2 separate regions of the Homo sapiens genome follow, and region 1 is linked to region 2. The links are chromatin loops, found by intact Hi-C in ENCODE. Cell type or tissue: Calu3. All regions are shown on one strand. Each heading gives the region's core, and the rest is flanking DNA. Links, peaks and the distances in the headings are about the cores only.

What was found. Hi-C counts contacts between places; a loop is a spot of excess contacts. Peaks named below come from ENCODE experiments on the same cell type or tissue, not always from the same donor. Only the 100,000 strongest peaks of a DNase experiment are listed, where the experiment ranks them.
Region 1: it touches region 2 in a loop (10-fold over the local background); 3 of 110 quality-filtered maps call a loop at or near these places.

The regions. Positions count from the first base shown.
Region 1 is chr2:7,769,999-7,778,336 of GRCh38, forward strand. No RefSeq gene overlaps it. Among named protein-coding and RNA genes, the nearest start is that of LINC01871, 48 kb to the left of the region's middle. RefSeq lists an enhancer at 3,704-3,753. In Calu3, for the core only: no CTCF peak of the experiment used is centred there; a DNase peak (open chromatin) is centred at 3,603.
Region 2 is chr2:7,821,807-7,830,144 of GRCh38, forward strand. LOC105373408 (a long non-coding RNA gene) reads right to left here. Exons shown (of 4, transcript XR_922750.1): 2 at 6,550-6,730; 3 at 2,682-2,818. Among named protein-coding and RNA genes, the nearest start is that of LINC01871, 100 kb to the left of the region's middle. In Calu3, for the core only: no CTCF peak of the experiment used is centred there; a DNase peak (open chromatin) is centred at 4,005.

The DNA of each region.
Region 1 (8,338 bases), core at 26-8,025, 52 kb before region 2:
AGGAAAGTTACAATCATGGCAGAAGGGAAGCAGGCGCCTTCTTCGCAAGGCGGCAGGAGAGAGTGTAAGTGAAGGCAGAAGGGCCCCTTATTAAACCATCAGATCTTGTGAGAACTTACCCACTCTCAGGAGAACAGCATGGGGGAAACCGCCCCATGATCCAATCACCTCCCTCCCTCAATATGTGGGGATTACAACTGGAGATGAGATTAGGGTGGATACACAGAGCCAAACCATATCAGCTCATGAAGAGAGCTGTGTAACCCAACAAAACATACTGGGCAAGAAACAACAAATTCTCAAATTAGTTTCCTAAAAATCAAAATATTAATGGTAGCAATGCTCAAGGCCAAAGCTAAGATGCCTGTGCAGAAACAGATAAAAAGTTAACTTGGCAATGCCTGCCGTGGTATAATTTCACATCTGTCAATTGTTTTTGTTTGCTTAAAGTTGAAGAAATAGACCAAAGACCAATTGTAAAGTTGTGAAGAAAATTCACTAGATGAAAAAAAGTAAAAACCTCAGATTATGTAGTGCTTTCCCCTAAATATTGGTAACTCTGCAGCTGCCAACAAACAGGACAGCATGTGAACATTTTTGCATTTAGAAAGTATTTGAATTTTAACTTGCAAAAGAAAACAAAATTATATCTGTTGCATTTTCAAGACAATTTTTAAGTAAAAAAAAAAAAAAAAAAAACAGCCATGGAAAAGGCTGTGAAAAGCTATGATTGCTGCTCTGAGGATCTGGGCTTTTTCTTCTCAGTACTGTAGTGAAAACAGAAATGAAAACCTTGAAAAGTAGGGGAAAACCCACATTCCATTAAGATCCTGGCAGCGGGTGCAACAATTATTCTAGAACCCGCAGCAGCCTTTTCATTTGTATCTAAGGAATGGTGGATGGACTCCCTCTATGATCTAACTTTCCTCATCCATGTGAGATTCATAGCAGGCCAGCAGATCACCACTTTTACTCATCCTCAAATGAGAAGCTGAAGCTCCGAGGTCGGGAAAACTGCACCATCCCCCATCGTTAACATGTGATGGGACCAGGATCCCAGTCCACCTTTCCCAAACCCAAATCCAGTGCTCTGTCTGGGTCCCCGCTGGCCAAGGGTCAGCAGAGCAAGCCCTCTGTCAGGTTCTACCCCTCCATAGCCTCCACACTGCAATAATTCCTGTGAGATATTCCAAAGCTCACTTTGTCTTATAATCTATATTGACATTAACTAAGAAAAGTAAAAACATATAAAGAAAATAATAAAATGATCAACTCAATCGCAAAAGTCACTATACTCAAAAACCACAAGTTAGCGACCTTACTGTACAGATCACTCTGCTAGATTGCTTTTGTTTGTCCCCATCCTATGGATGATGAAGATAAGGTGCAAATAATGATGAAATAAGGCTTAAAATTTCTAACCTAACCTTTGGGTTTTCCTTCACACACCCTTTAGAAATATATTTGTTAGATGTGATTTTGCCATATCCTAGTTTTCCTTTGTTGTCTAAAGTATTTTGAAATTCTAAACTGTCCCTTGATGACAGCACTCAGGGAACTGGCGAAGGGACATGAGATTTGGACAGAGGGAGGACGATGTGGCCAGGTGCTGGCCTTCCATGGCAAGGGCTGATGGACATAAATACAAAGGCTAGAAAACTGAAGAGGCTACATGATGAAGATTCATTAAGCCAGCACATAGACAAACAAAGCTAGGTAAGAACAATGCAGCACACCCCAGAGCAATTAAAGCTCATGCACAGCCTTGTTGGGCAGGGCAATTGATTTTAGCAGGCTTGGAACAAGAACGGGCCTCAGGCATGCTATTTTGCAGACAGAATAAAAGAACATCAGAAAAGAAAAGTGACTTGCCCAAGTTCACAGTCAGTTAAGTCAACGATGGGGCAAAAGCTCAGGCCTCTGGGTGCTTTCTCAGTATGGCTTTTATCTGCACCTGATTTCACAAAACAGACTGGAATGTGCTGAGAGGCTGCCAGGCAGGTGGTCAGCATCCATGCAGTGGGTGCTCTCACCAATGCCACACCTGGAGAGGAGGAGGGCAAAGCAGATGTCGTCCGGGTGATTTTCAGCCCTGGGCCCTTCCCCGTTCACACCTCAGGCTTCTCAGCATGTATTGCTTTGCCATGCTTTCCTCAGCTTACAGTAATAACTCCTTTTGCCTGCCACCCACACTGACATGAGCCCCCACTTAGAGATGGCTTCGTGAATATTTCAAATTTTATCAGGTGCTTTAATTAAATCATTGACATTTATGTCAGAGAGTACAAGACTGAAGTTCACTGAGGGTGGTCGTCTTGCCCAGGGTCATCGAACTGGAACTGGCACAGCCAGGATTTGCACCTAAACCTGTTGGACTCCAAGGCCCATGTTCTCTCTACTTAGAGGATAACAGCCAAGACTTCTGATTTCCTACCAGTTTCAGAAAATATGGAGCTCCCACAGCATAGGAATTCTCTCCATAACAGAATGTTATGGCTAAAAGCATGACCCATCTAAAATTCAACTTCGAGTATTTATTTAACAAATAACTACAGTACTTCATTAACTACTATAGCAGATATTTAATAAACAACGTTGTAATATGTGCCATTCAAAGCACTTTACATATATTGAAGCTTTTTGTCTTCCTAAAAACGACATAAAGTAGGAACTATCATTTTTCCATTTTACTGATGACAATACTGAGGCTCAGAGACATCCAATAGATTACCTAGAATTACATGGCTGGTAGGTGGAAGAACTGGTATTCAAATCCAGGCAGCCTGGCTCTACACTCTTGGCTTTTAATCGCTAAGCCATACTCCCCTCTCTAGTTTTGTAGAAATCTTAATAGAATGGAGTATGCATGTCTTTGCCTTCTCAAATTGAGAATAGTGAACCTAGTTGAGCCTTCTGCTTATAATTCAAGGTGACCCACATGAATTTGGAACATTACATCCACTACAGCATGCCTAATACTACCCTCAGACATTTTAGATTGCAAGAGTAAATTTCCCCCAAGACTGGCCCCAGATTGCTGTTCTTATGAAGTTCTTTCCAATTTTTAAAGCTCTTCTATTTATTTCTTCTGCTATCTTCCCTCAGCGACTATGGCTATCTATATATATTATTCATGACCTTGCTTTAAAAGGAATTATCTGGTTCTGTGTCTCTGCAAGATTATCTTGCCTTCTAACACAGCAAAACACATCAGCTTTATGACAGCAATACTTTCTCAAAATTTTTTTCTAGACCCAGTGGCATGTCCCAGCTTGATGTGGCTCCATAAGTGTGTGATATTGTTTAAGATTCTGCTCAAATGGACTCCCTGATTCTGAACCTTGGGAAGGAAGGGTATCAGCAGCATCGGAAGGGAGGCTCTCTGGAGTTTTTCTATGGAGGAAGTCGCCACACACACAAATGCCGCATTGTCAACTCTCTAGAACACAGTCATCTCACAACTGTGGAATGTCCCTCCTTGCCAAACCCTCAGGACGACAGCAGTTGAAACTTTCATATACGGAGGAGTGGAGGCTCCTACGGAAGAAAAGAGGAAGAGCCAGTGCTTGATGCAGGCTTTTGACACTTCAAGTTGGGCAATGTTTTTGGTTTCAGCAAAGTTGCTAAAAACCACAATTCCCAAGGTTGGCCTGAACTTTGATTCAGAGCTTGAATTGCTAAGAAAGGTGGGGCTGGCCACAGGTTTCACTTGGCAGCAGCTCGCTTCTTCCCTGTGGGCGGCTACCCCTGCTGTCCTTTTCCATGCGGAGTTCCTGGCCATGGGTCCATGGTCAGTAGGTGCTTCTCTCTTACACCCTGGGTCACAGCACAGCAGTGGCTCTCAAGGCGGGCCCCCCTGGCCAGCCACAGCAGCATCACCTAGAATCTGTTAGAAATGCAAATTCCCTACTGAATCAGAAACTCTGGTGCTGGGGCCCAGCAAGCTGTGTTTTAACAAGTGCCAAAGGTGATCTGAAGCACCTGCAAGTCTGAGAACCATGACAATAGAAGAAAAGGAAATGCAGACAAATGAGAAGAAAAAAGTGAATTTAGAAATAAAGGGAAGATTCAAGCCCAGTGAGTGACCCCTGTCATCAGAGGGGTGTGGCAGGTGGCCCTACAAGAGCTTCACAGCGCAAGTCAACTTCCCATGAGCCCAGACAGGTCTACAGATGTGGCTCTCCAGACTCTATGTTGAGAGGAATGTTGAGGCCATACCTCAGAAGGAAATCACACAGAGACAAATAAGCAAGGCTGTGTGGGCCAGGAGGAGCAGGGGACAACCTGCCAATTTGCCCCTAAGGGCGAGAAATTGAAACTGGGGTTAGAGAGTTAGACAAGCACCTTGGATAGAGCCCTATAGTGTTTTTTGTTTTTGTTTGTTTGTTTGTTTGTTTTTTTACTGAGCAGGTCTTACTATGGTAACACCTGGTCATAAAATTCTAAAATCATTTGTTTAGAAAAGGATATGGCAATTCACTGAGCCCAGTTCCCCAGCCATGGTCTCCAGCACACTTCCACTAAGAAGCCCCTAGCAATGGAAGGTCAGCTGTCTCTAAAAGCTGTGCATTCTATCTTTGGAGAAATGTGGACCTGAAACGTTTCTGCAGACATCCTGGCCCTCCCTGAAAGTTTTACCCTATGAGGGACTCAACAGAGGTGATTTGACATTAGGACACTCTGATGCACACATGCACACAGTAGTTCTCAGAAATGTGACTTTCTTTCTTTCTTTCTTTATGACAGTCCTTCCTCTAGGGTGCTGGGCATGCCTTCGTTTCTCTATTCTGTGAGTACTTGTGCTCATGGGGCCTGCGCTGGGTGCTGAAGAGACATTGCTCAGGTGAGCAAAACAATCAGGGGCCTGCCTTCTGGAAATTGAATCTAATAGGAGCATCAGATATTAAACAGCTAGAAAAATACATATTAAATTTTCAGTGTGACAAGTATATAAAATAAAAAATTCCACAAGAAATCTTATCAAGTTCCTTTCCATGAAAAGAACGAACTTGAATTGTTATTGTCTGTCTTGCGTTGAGTCTTTGGACTCATTGTTAATTGATCCAATGTCATTTTAGCCAGCTCTTAACCTCCACACTTTTTCTTCCTTCATAGGAAAATTCCACTGCCACAAAAAGTACAAGGAAATATGCTATGCAATCCTACCTTTATGAAATTTACAATCTAGTATAGGAGATGAACTTAAAATAATTGTAAGGAAGCTGTGAACCATTTCTGCAATACATGTTTAAGCGTGGAAGGGAGAGTTGCGAAGAAGGCATTAACAGCAACTCACGGAAAGCTTCAGTGGGAAGGTGGGATGTGAGCTGAGTCTTTTAGGATGAGCAAAATGTGAAAGGTAAGCAAAACAGAGCAGCCTCTGCTGTGTGTGGCGGGGTGGGGGGGTTGTGGGGGGAAGGAGGGGAGGGAGGGGAGAGAGAGAGAGAGAGAGGTTTCTATCTTAATAATAGAGATGTTATAGTGAAAATGGCACACAAAATGCACCAACAAGATCTGTTTTTTTTTTTTAGGCCCTTCAACTATTTTTTTAGGCCCTTCTTGCTTGTATTTTATGATTTACAAATTTTCATACTTTTGTAATCAGGAAAAATAAATATGATATCAAACTTAAAGTTAAAAAATGCATCCAAAGGCACTGACGTACGCCAGGCAGGCAACTTCATTCTCCCATGTGTCCAACACAGAACTCACAAGACTCTTGGCTGGATGTCCTCTTTTCAGGAAAGAAGGTTCATTTTTAGAGATAATTACACACTGTGTAAGCATAGAAGTCTCCCTTTTATTCTGAATGGTTTCCTGAAAACGCTGTAACTACTGCATTTAGTTGTGGCAAACTTGGGTGTTCAAGAGGCATGGAACAGCCAGAAAGGGTTCATAAAGCCTGGGCCAGATTCAGCACAAAGATTTTTCTAGGCTCAAAAAAGGGTCTGTAACTGGACCAGACTGATCTGAGCACCTCCTCATACTTTCTGGCTGTTTCTGATCTATCCTCGACATGTTACACCGTATTCTTGTTTAATCTTTATAGCACAGAGGGGATAAAGAACACAGAGGCTTAGGAAGATGAGGGTGGTCGGTGGGTATCACATCGCTACCTTGATCCAGGCCTGTCTCCGCTCTCCGCTGAACCAAGCTTACACCATGGGGTGCTCATCCTGGCCTTGCTCTCTGAGGAACTTTCCAATAGTAGGTGCATTTATTTTAAGGCAAAACAAGAATCTGTCTGTAAGTACATCTTGGAGTGTGAGGGTCGAGACGGCTGATGCTGTCTGTGTCTATTGGTTCTGTCAGTGCCTGTTTGAAAAAGAGGCTGGTATTTTATCAGTTTTATCTTTGTTGATTCCAAGATGTTTGTCTCGTGATTGCATTTTCTTCCATGGCTAAATATTTCTGAGGGGTTTTAAAGTCATAATAATTGATATCCTTTCAAACATGCTTTCTCCTGTTTTTCTGTTTTTGACTGAAACTGAATCTCTGCCTTCTTTTTCTTTTTCTTTTTTTTTTTTTTTTTTTTTTTTTTGAGATGGAGTCTCACTTTTTCTCCAGGTTGGAGTGCAGTGGTGTGATCTTGGCTCACTGCAACCTCTGCCTCCCTGGTTCAAGAGATTCCCCTGCCTCAGCCTCCTGAGTAACTGGGACCACAGGCACACACCACCACGCCCAGCTAATTTTTGTATTTTTTGTAGAGACGCGGTTTCATCATGTTGGTCAGGAGGGTCTCAATCTCTTGACCTTGTGATCCGCCCGTGTCAGCCTCCCAAAGTGCTGGGATTACAGACGTGAGCCACCGCCTGGCTCAGCCAATTTCTGTCTTCTTATAAGCTCATTTTGGGGGTGAAAGCCTCTTTCATTTCTCCTCTGGCTTCTGGGCGCTCTCATCTTCCTCCCTGACGACCAGGCATGCATGAGAAGCAGAGACTGCCCAGCGTGAACCTGATCTGTGTCTGCTGCTGGATTCTGACCCAACTGGGGATGCCTGTGCACTGGAGGGCAAGGATACCTGAAGGTGTTTTCACAGGGGATTTGGGGACTGCTTAGAAAGAGCTAAGCTGGAGCAGGGCCTAACATAAAGAGCACAAACTAGAGATTCTCTCTGGTTGTTTAGGAGGAAAAGTGACGGAAGTAGATGTTGCTTAACTCGCTCCAGACCTCACCTCCACTGTGCAATGACACAGTGCTCACAAATGGCTGGTGGAGACCCGAACTGGAGCCAGAGGCCAGGCAGGATACTGCTTCGTGGGAGGATGAAGAAGGGCTTTGTACTACCTGCCCCAACTTCGACACCATTTGCAGATGAAGCTCCAAGAAACATGAAAACCAGACAGCTATAGCGCTTTGGGTGGAGTGTGCTGCTGGGCACAGCAAATATAAATGGCCTTAAAGAAAAAGCAGAATGGACAATGAATGCCATCCCTTAAAGCGACGTCTTTGCTGCAGCCTCTTCATTTGCCCTCGGATTAATGCGTGATAGTTTCCTGTCCCTGGTACTTGGGGCTGTGCAGTGAGGTGAGTAGGACGTTACCTCTGGGGGGTGGAGGAGAATCAGATAAACTCAGCCAGACCAAAGAGTGAGTGACTGAAGTTCTCTGGAAGGACAGGCTTCAGTCCTGGGATTGAGGGTAGCAGTTAAGGGTCCATTTGGCTTAAGGCAGAGAAAGGTATGTTAGCCTGTGAGGGCTGCCATAACAAAGTCCCACAGACGTGATGTCCTAAACAATAGTAATTCATTTCTCAGAGTTCTAGAGGCTCAAGTCCAAGGTTAAGAAGTCAGCAGGGTTGGTTCTTCTGGAGGCCTGTCTTCTTGGCTCTCAGACGCCACCTTCCTGCTCTGTCCTCATGTGGCCTCTCCTCTGTACACAATCACCCTCTCCCCTGGTGCCTTCCCCTTCTTACCGGGACACCAGTCAGATTGGATTAGGGCTATCAGTGTGATCTCATTTTACCTTAATTACTTCTTTAAAAGCTTTATCCTTAAATATCATCACAGTGGGGTTAGGGCCTCAACACACAATTCAGTTCATAAGAAAATGGGACACCAATGAAAAAATGCCAGGCATCCAGAATAGAACTAGATAACAAAAGTGCTAACAGAACTTAGAAGTGAGAGGGAGGGGCCGGGCACGGTGGCTCACACCTGTAATCCCAGCACTTTGGGAGGGTGAGGCAGGCGGGTCACCTGAGGTCAGGAGTTTGAGACCAGCCTGGCCAAAATGGTGAAAACCTGTCTCTACTAAAAATACAAAAATTAGCCGGATGTGGTGGCATGCACCTGTAATCCCAGCTACTTGAAAGGCTGAGGCAGGAGAATCACTTGAAC
Region 2 (8,338 bases), core at 152-8,151:
AATTACATATAAGATTCATAATCTGCTAGTATGAAAACTGAGTACTTTAGAAATAGGAAAACCAGAATCTATAGCAAATATCATACGTAACGGTGAAAATATAGACAGTTCCCTTTTACTCAGAAATCAGACAGAGAAGCCCTTATCCCTGTTCTTATTCTACATTGCTCAGGAAGATAAAGCTGGCAAAGATTGTGCCCAGAATTCCACCTGCCCACCCAGCTCCCTGGGTGCAGCTCCTGGTCACAGCTTGAGGTCTCAGTGCCTGGGTCCCAGGCCCCAGGTCACACAGTTCCAGGGTCCCAGCGCCTTGGTCCCAGCCATAACCAGGAAGGAGGTGACTGATTGAGCCCAGGAGGGGTGTTGGACCTCCCAACTGCACCCTGTTCAGAATCTGCTCACCCTCTAGCCTCCAGATGAGCCGTGTGCCCAAGGTCCAAGGACATAAGCAGCAAGGGTTTGCTGTGGACATGACAGTTGCTAACTCCTAGGAGGTCCCAGGAGGTCCAAAGCACTAACAAAGCCTCTGCCTACCCATTGCACCTGAGCTGAGCCTGAAAGACTAAAGTCCGGGATGTCCAGAAGTCCCAGGCCTGCAGAACTGTCTACACTTGATGCATATTTGAAAAAGCTCCTGTAGAGGCAATCCCCCAAATCCCTTGCAAAGCGGGAGCCTCCACATGGGGGCTTTCCCCGTCTAGGAGTGTGGAGGCCACAGTCCTCCTGGACCACTGTGCCCACCTGGTGCTGAGCAGCAGCAGGAGCAGCCACCAGGGACCTGACTGCCCTCCAGGACTGCTGTCCAGCCAGGCAGAAGGGGTGGTGGTCCTTATTTGATTGCCCCTTAATCATGTTTTATATGTACAGACATGGAGTTGCTTGAATGCTGGAATTAGGTCCTATCCTGGTGTCATGAGGCTAGTCCAGTCCAGGTGCATAGTGGATTGGAGATCAAAGGATGACATTTCAGCCTCATGGAAAGTTCCCTCTTTATTCAGTTCTTCCGCAGAAGGAAGAGCAATTGATTGGAAGGAAGGGATCACCCGGGCCTCCAGAACTAAACCCAATGTTGTTTTCAGACTTTGGTACCTGAAGAATCATGAAGCCAGTACAACAATGACTCCTCTGCATCTCATAGCCAGGGCATGAAGGGGTCTTCCCTGGGCAACAGCTCCCTATTTTCACCTGTCAATGCAGTGTCTACCTGCTATCGCCTAAAAACATCCGTCCCCATTATAAAATCCTTCGGCACCAACCCACATTTAGTTTTCCTTCCTGACTGAAGCATGCCAGGGTTGCCCAATCTGCCGCTGCTCCTTTCCCATCTCAATCCTAATTAATTGATTAATCCTAATTAATCCTGAATTAATGTTATTCCAAAATTTAACCCCGACTTTTGCTAATTTGGGCATTTGTCCATTTGCTCATGGTGAAATCTGGACAATTGCTACATATTTTTGAAGACTGGTGAAGCGGTGTTACAACACTTGGCTTTAGAATGGGATGGGTAAGGAATATATTTGGGAACACTTTTGGCCTGAGTTTTATCATTTGGAAAATGGGATTAAGGCTAGCTATCTCCTAGAATTGTTGAATTCTTAAAATCTATATGTACAAACATACTTGCAAGGTGTAAGGCTGGAGTGTCCACCAGCACAGTGCAGTGTCTGGCTTATAGTACAAATCCAGCACATGCTGGTATATTTCCTCTTTTGACCCTCCACGCAGACGGAGGAGTGAGGACGGCCACCCCCACCTCCGTGCCCCTCCATCATACTCCACAGACACTGGAAAGCCCTCCCTCAACCACTGCCATATTGCCTTCATCTTTTCCTTTTTAAAAAATCTCACACTACACTCTTGCTGTTCTTTGAGGACAATGTCCTAGGGCTGTATATCTCCAAGGGTTGAAGCAATGCTGGCATGTACCTTGTGTGTAGTAAGTGTTTGTTGAATGAAATAAGAAGCAAACACATCTTCCCAATGGGTGAAGAAATCTTTTCATCATGGGAAAGATTCGAGTCCTTGTGTGTTTGGCAAAATGTTATCAATACATTTTCACATAAAGAGCTTTTTATCCCTTGAAATTATAGAGTGGGTTAAAAGTTTCATAATGGTTGGTTATTTTTTTTTCCCAAGATTTCCAAGTTTGTATGAGATGTTATTTTGGACAGTATTTTAAATTAAGTTCTTGATTTGGTATAAAAATATCATGAACCTCAGATGTAGCAAAGAACGCAGCTATTGTCAAAGGGTAAGCACTGTAAAATGAAACAAGTAGTATCATCTCCAAAACTCTTGTGCTAATTCTTCCAGAGCTTGTTCTGTGGGGAGAAACACACTGCTATGGAAACCACTAAAGAGAAGCAAAAAATTCTTTGTAACTAGGAGCTGGGGCCTTTAGCTTTGCAAATTAGTGCCAAAATACCACTTATCCATCTGCATCCCTGACAGTACAAAGATAGTAAAACATAGCACCTTATCCTGTACTTGCTCATGCAGATGGAGAAGTGTCTGAATGTGATAAAGACCATGTCTAGGTTTCTCCTGGACACCAGGATCTGGAAGGAGAACCCCACTGTGAGAAGCAGAGGTAGGGAGCACTGCATTCAGGCACATGAGATGACATTCCCAAAGGGCTTTTGCAAACCAGAAAGCATGGTGGATGTGATTTTTATTACCCTCCTGTGTGCTCCTGAGTGCTCTGCGTCTAGCTGTGCACGATCAAGCAGAATGCTGAAAGCAGCCCTTGTGTGTCTTGCATTTTCTGTGAGGAAGCTGCACCTACATTAACTCCTCTAATCTCTAATAGCACAACCTGTGGAATAAAACAGAGCGACGTGAGCATAGATTTTTACACATAGCAAGATGTGTCAGTTGCCAGTGTTTGCCTCCCCACTTGGACCACCTACTGGTGTCTTTAGGTTTCTTTGTGTTTTCCCTAATGCATAGGATGAATAACCAAATGGGAAACATAAAGATAGACATTTCATGGCTTGTCAGCCAAATAAATTAATATTCTTGCAAACATAGATGTCAAGCATGACCAAAAATAATCATGCTAACTGGGGCCACATGGATTTCCCTCAAGTAAAAAGTACCAATTAAGTTCTATGGAGATTATTTTTATTCCACAGTTTATCAAACCATTTTTTTTTAACTTCCTCAGCCATTTCTCCCTTTCTAAATGTCCTTAAATCTAATAGGTCCAGAAACAGGAGAGGGGGACAGAGGCATCCTTTCACTGATGAGTGGAAGGACAGGAGAGGTAATCCCTGCTAGGGTTGGAATGGGTCCCCTCCAAACTTCAGGTGTTGAATCTTAATGGTCAATGTGGTGGTAGTAAGAGATGAGACCTTTAAGAGGTGATTAAGCTATGAGGGCCCCTCTCTTGAGAATGGAATTGAGGCCTTTATAGAAGAGACTTCAAGCAGTATTCAGCTCACTTGGCCTTGTCATGTGAGGACACATCCTTTGTATCTTCTGGAAGATGAAGTAACAAGGTGCCACCTTAGAAACAGACCAGACACCAAATCTGCTGGCACCTTGGTCTTCGACTTCCCAGCCTCCAGAACTGTGAGGAATACATTTCTGTTATTTACAAATTATTCAGTCTCTGGTATTTTGTTATAGCAGCACAAAACAGACTAAGACAGTCTCCATACCATCCTCAGCCTAAAGAACCAGCTTCTTGCTCAGGTGGAATAGATCTTCTGGAGGGAAGCTATATTTCTACTAGAAAATCAGTTGTATTTTCACCAATCACGAAGGCTCTTCCAGACATCAGGGCAGTTGTAGAAGTGCCTGGAGAATGGAAATAGGCCCTTTTCCGGAACGCCCCCACACAGGCCAGTGGGACATTTATTTCCCTCTCTGTGAGAGACCTGTTTGGTTGGGAATGAGAGGAATGCTGTCTGACTTTTATACCCACTTCCGGGGAGCAGCCAGCTCCCACATGAGAAAGAAGACTTTGTACAGGGGCCAGGACCCTCACTGGATGCCAGAACCCCAGGACTTTCACTACACAAACATGTACATTCTGAATCATTCCTAGCAACTCTTCACGCAAAACAAACAAGCCGAGGAAAGTACCTCTCAGATGCACAAGCCAAGAATTCTAGAAACTCACTTTCCTAACCCCAAGTCATCTGCAGAGCACGCCCACAGAGAGCACCTGGGTGTGCGGCACTGCTTTTCTCTGGTGTTCACAGCTTTTAAAGACAGCTTTTGGGAAAGTATGTTCTCATTCATAGCCGATACAAAAGGTCCTTACACTTTTCTTATAGTTTAGTCATTTTGTAATTGTAACTGATTTTTCTTTGATGTTATTTCTTTTTGAGTCATATGAAGAAAAAAATAAACTTTGGTTTAAGCTTGTTAGCTTTACTTTTGTACAATAGCACTTGTCTTACTGAACCACATAATGAAATTAGAAGCTGCCAGATGTCAATCAGCGTGGCCCCAGGTACCATGTCCTTTTGTGTATCTGTGTGTATGGAATATATTTATCACGTGCTTATTGTGTGCTGGGAACTGTGTAAACTTTTTAATGCATTATGTCAAATTGTAATAATTACTCTGAATGGTGTTTTGTTAACCACGTTTTAGAGATGAAGAAAGTGAGGTTTACCTACAAGCAAACTTGTCCACTGTCATAAACTCATGATTGGTCCAAAAGATTTAGCAATCAAATCCTTTGCTCTATCCAGGAGAAGTTGCAGTTATATTTTAAGCACTTACAGAGTCCAGCGTTGGCAGATAGATACTTTTCATCATAATACATAAGTATCCATCTATTAATACTTTAAAGTTTTTAAATTAGTTTTCTGAGACTGATGTAAAAACTTACCACCAACTGGTGGTTTAAAATAACAGAAATGTGTTCTTTCATATTCTAGAGGCCGGCAGTCCAAAATCAAGGTGTCCTTTTAGTGCCTCCAAAGCAACAGATACTTTCTTCCTTTGCCTCTTCCAGCTTCTGGCAGCTCCAGCTGGCCTTTGGCTTATGGCCGCATCACTCCAATCTCTGCCTCTCTGGTTAGTTGCTTCCTAGTATTGTGCCTGCCTTTCGTCTGTGTGTCTCTTATAATATGCTTGTCATTGGATTTAGGGCCCACTCAAATAATACAGATGATCTCATCTCGAGGTCTTTAAGTTGTTTACATCTGCAAAGATTCTGTTTCCAAGTAAGGTTGCAGGTTCCAGGGAATAGGATGTGGGCATATGTTTTGAAAGGCTACCATTCTACTATGTAACACTACATTTTTAAACGGAAATGAACATTTAGCAAGTATTTTTAACACCTACCATATTTTTAAATATATGTTATCTTTCTTGAAATGTATATTGTGAAGTAGCTATACATTAATTAATAGAGAAGGATTATTTAATTCCTGAGTTATAAGCCCTTTCTGGTTTTAATATTTTATATATTCTACTGTTCAATTTCGTTACGGATATTTATACCTTATTGTTTAATTTCATTATAGATATTAGCATATCAAATTAAGATGATCTATAATTTTTCTATAATTTATTTTTCAGATTTTAGTATAAGGGTTATGCTATCTTCATAATTAAATAAAATAAAATTTCTTTTTCTTTCCCTACTCGCCATCATATTCTATGGAATATACTATGAAACACCAGATTTACCTAAAACACAAATGCATGAAAAAACATAATTTTAGAACTGTCTCGTTTCAGGACACTCATTAAAGTGAATTCTTTGAATTTTTTAAGGCCTTCCATGTTTATTGGTATGTTCAAATTATTTACCTGCTTGAATCCATTTTTAATCTATACTTTTCTAGAAAAACAATCAATTTCTGGCTTTTCAGAATATTGGTAGGAGTTAAAGTTATTTTTTCAACTAGTTTCAACAACTGTCCTCTGTACATGTTGTTAGAGACTCTTCTTCTATCTGACTTCTTTTCTTCTTTTTTTGTTCAGTGTTCCTGTCTAACTATATGGATGTTATATTAGAGTTTACATTGGATTATTGCTCTTTTATTCTTCTTGACATTTCCTAAGTGTCTTCTTGTTAAAATACTATATTTTAATGCAATTATCATATTTAGAATTAGTAAATAAACAGAAACCATTTCCCTATCATTTTATCTCTTTTCCAGTAAATTTTACTATAAAAATGTGATACCCTTTAAATTAAAATTTTTAACAAACAAAATCTCTATTTTCTTCCTTTGAACTTGGAGCCCTGGCCCAGTCCATCCTACAGACATGGTGCCATTTATCTTGGCCTTTTACTTTGTCACCCCCTTAATTCTACCAGAGGTATTGCTAACATCTCCAGTTAATAATTTCCACTAACAACGCAGAACTCAATTAGCATAATAAGCATTTCCCATCTGCACTGAGCACTCTTCCCGTCATCAGTCTGGAAACTAACTACTGTACAGAAAAATCATGGGGAATAATTAGAATTAGCACACACGAGCCACTCAACACAAAGCTCTTGCCATCCATTGGGCATAATCAGTAGGTTACGCAAACGTGGTTATTGTCATTTCCACTCAAACTAGAACATACGTGTGGAAGAAGATGACTTTGGAGTTTGATAAGAGGTTCTGTGGAGACTTGCCCAGGAGATGTCAAGCAAGGCAATGGCCTCCTGAGGGAGGAGCACACACCGCAGTCAGCCTCGGGGCCACCAGCCCAGCTGGGGCCTCTGCTCAAGTAGTTTTCTCTCTTACAGCTTTGGGACCCTCCTCTGGAAGAAAAACGAGTGACTGAAAATGAGTGAAGGCTTTCCCCAGTGCTGTTCCCAACAGCATCCAATGTGTAGACCCCTACATGCAAAGAGACCCCAATGCCTTCTCAGTTCCACATGCTGTCGATGCCTCAGATCGTCCTGGTTGCTGTCTATACTCACCTTGTTGACTACCCAAAGATATGGACCTGCTGAATTCTTGACCTCCATAAAGTCAATGGTCTTCACCCCATCCGCATTTTGGCCATCTTTTCCCTGGCCACCTCTCAGACCTTTGCACCATCCCAAAGCACACTGCCTTCTAAATGTGAGATGTGCCTTGTTTACTTTTTACTTCTGATTTGATTCCTAATTTTTTGTTTTATTGTGTGGATACTATGCATATAAAAGAATATAAAGAAAGTGTACATGTATATAAAAAATATAAGCATGTCACCCAGCATAGTAAAAACACTTTTATCCGAGATTTGGAGGCCACATGTGATCATTCCCAATGCAAAACCTCAACCTCAGTACCAAAGATAAGCATCACTTTGAATATTTTACTATTATTCTCCTGCATTCTTTCTAGTCTTATTATTTCCCTAAATAATTTAGTGTTGTGTGTTAGAATTTTATATGAATGGTTATCATACCGTATGGATGTCTTCTTCTGTGTCTCGTATTTACATTCAATGCCGTGTTTGTTATTTGGCCATGATAATGTTATCAACACAAGTAATTCATTTTTGCAGCTGAGTTTTTCATTCTATGGACACATTGTATAAGTATATAACGATATATTTCTCTATTGTCCTGTCATTGGACCTTTGCATGGTTTACAATTTTTGGCTATTAGAAATAATGCTGCCATGAACATTCTTGCTCATGCACACTGGTATGCACTGGGGATATGCCAGGAAGCAAAGTTGCTGGGCTATAATAGCCTATGTGCATCTTGAAATTCGCAAGACAATGCCAAACTGCTTCTCCACACTCTCATAGATATTTTGTACTTTTCCCAGCATTTAAGAATCCTCATTGCAGTCAGGCACAGCGGCTCATGCCTGTAATCCCAGCATTTTGGGAGGCTGAGGTGGGTGGATTACTTAAGGTCAGGAGTCCATGACTAACCTGTCCAATATGGAGAAACCCCGTCTCCACTAAAAATATAAAAATTAGCCGGGTGTCGTGGCAGGCGTCTGCAATACCAGCTACTCAGGAGGCTGAGGCAGGAGAATCGCTTGAACCCAGGAGGCAAAGGTTGCAGTGAGCCGAGGAGATCGCGCCACTGCCCTCCAGCTTGGGTGACAGAGTGAGACTCTGTCTCGAAACAAACAAACAAACAAAAAGTATCCTCATTGCTCCACATACTCCCCAATACTTGGTTTTATTACTTTTTAATTTGTCTTGTAAAATGGTGATGTCTCATTGTTATTTTACTTTGTATTTTCTTGATTACTCGTTAAGAGTGGTCATATTTTCATGCTTTTATTGCCTATTTGCTTTTTCTGTTCTATGAAATGCCATTCATGTCTTTTGCTTATTTATCTGTGGGTGGTCTTTTTCTCCTGTATTGCTTTTGCATGTTTATTCAGTTCTCTTCTGCCATTTAAGTATTAGTGTTCT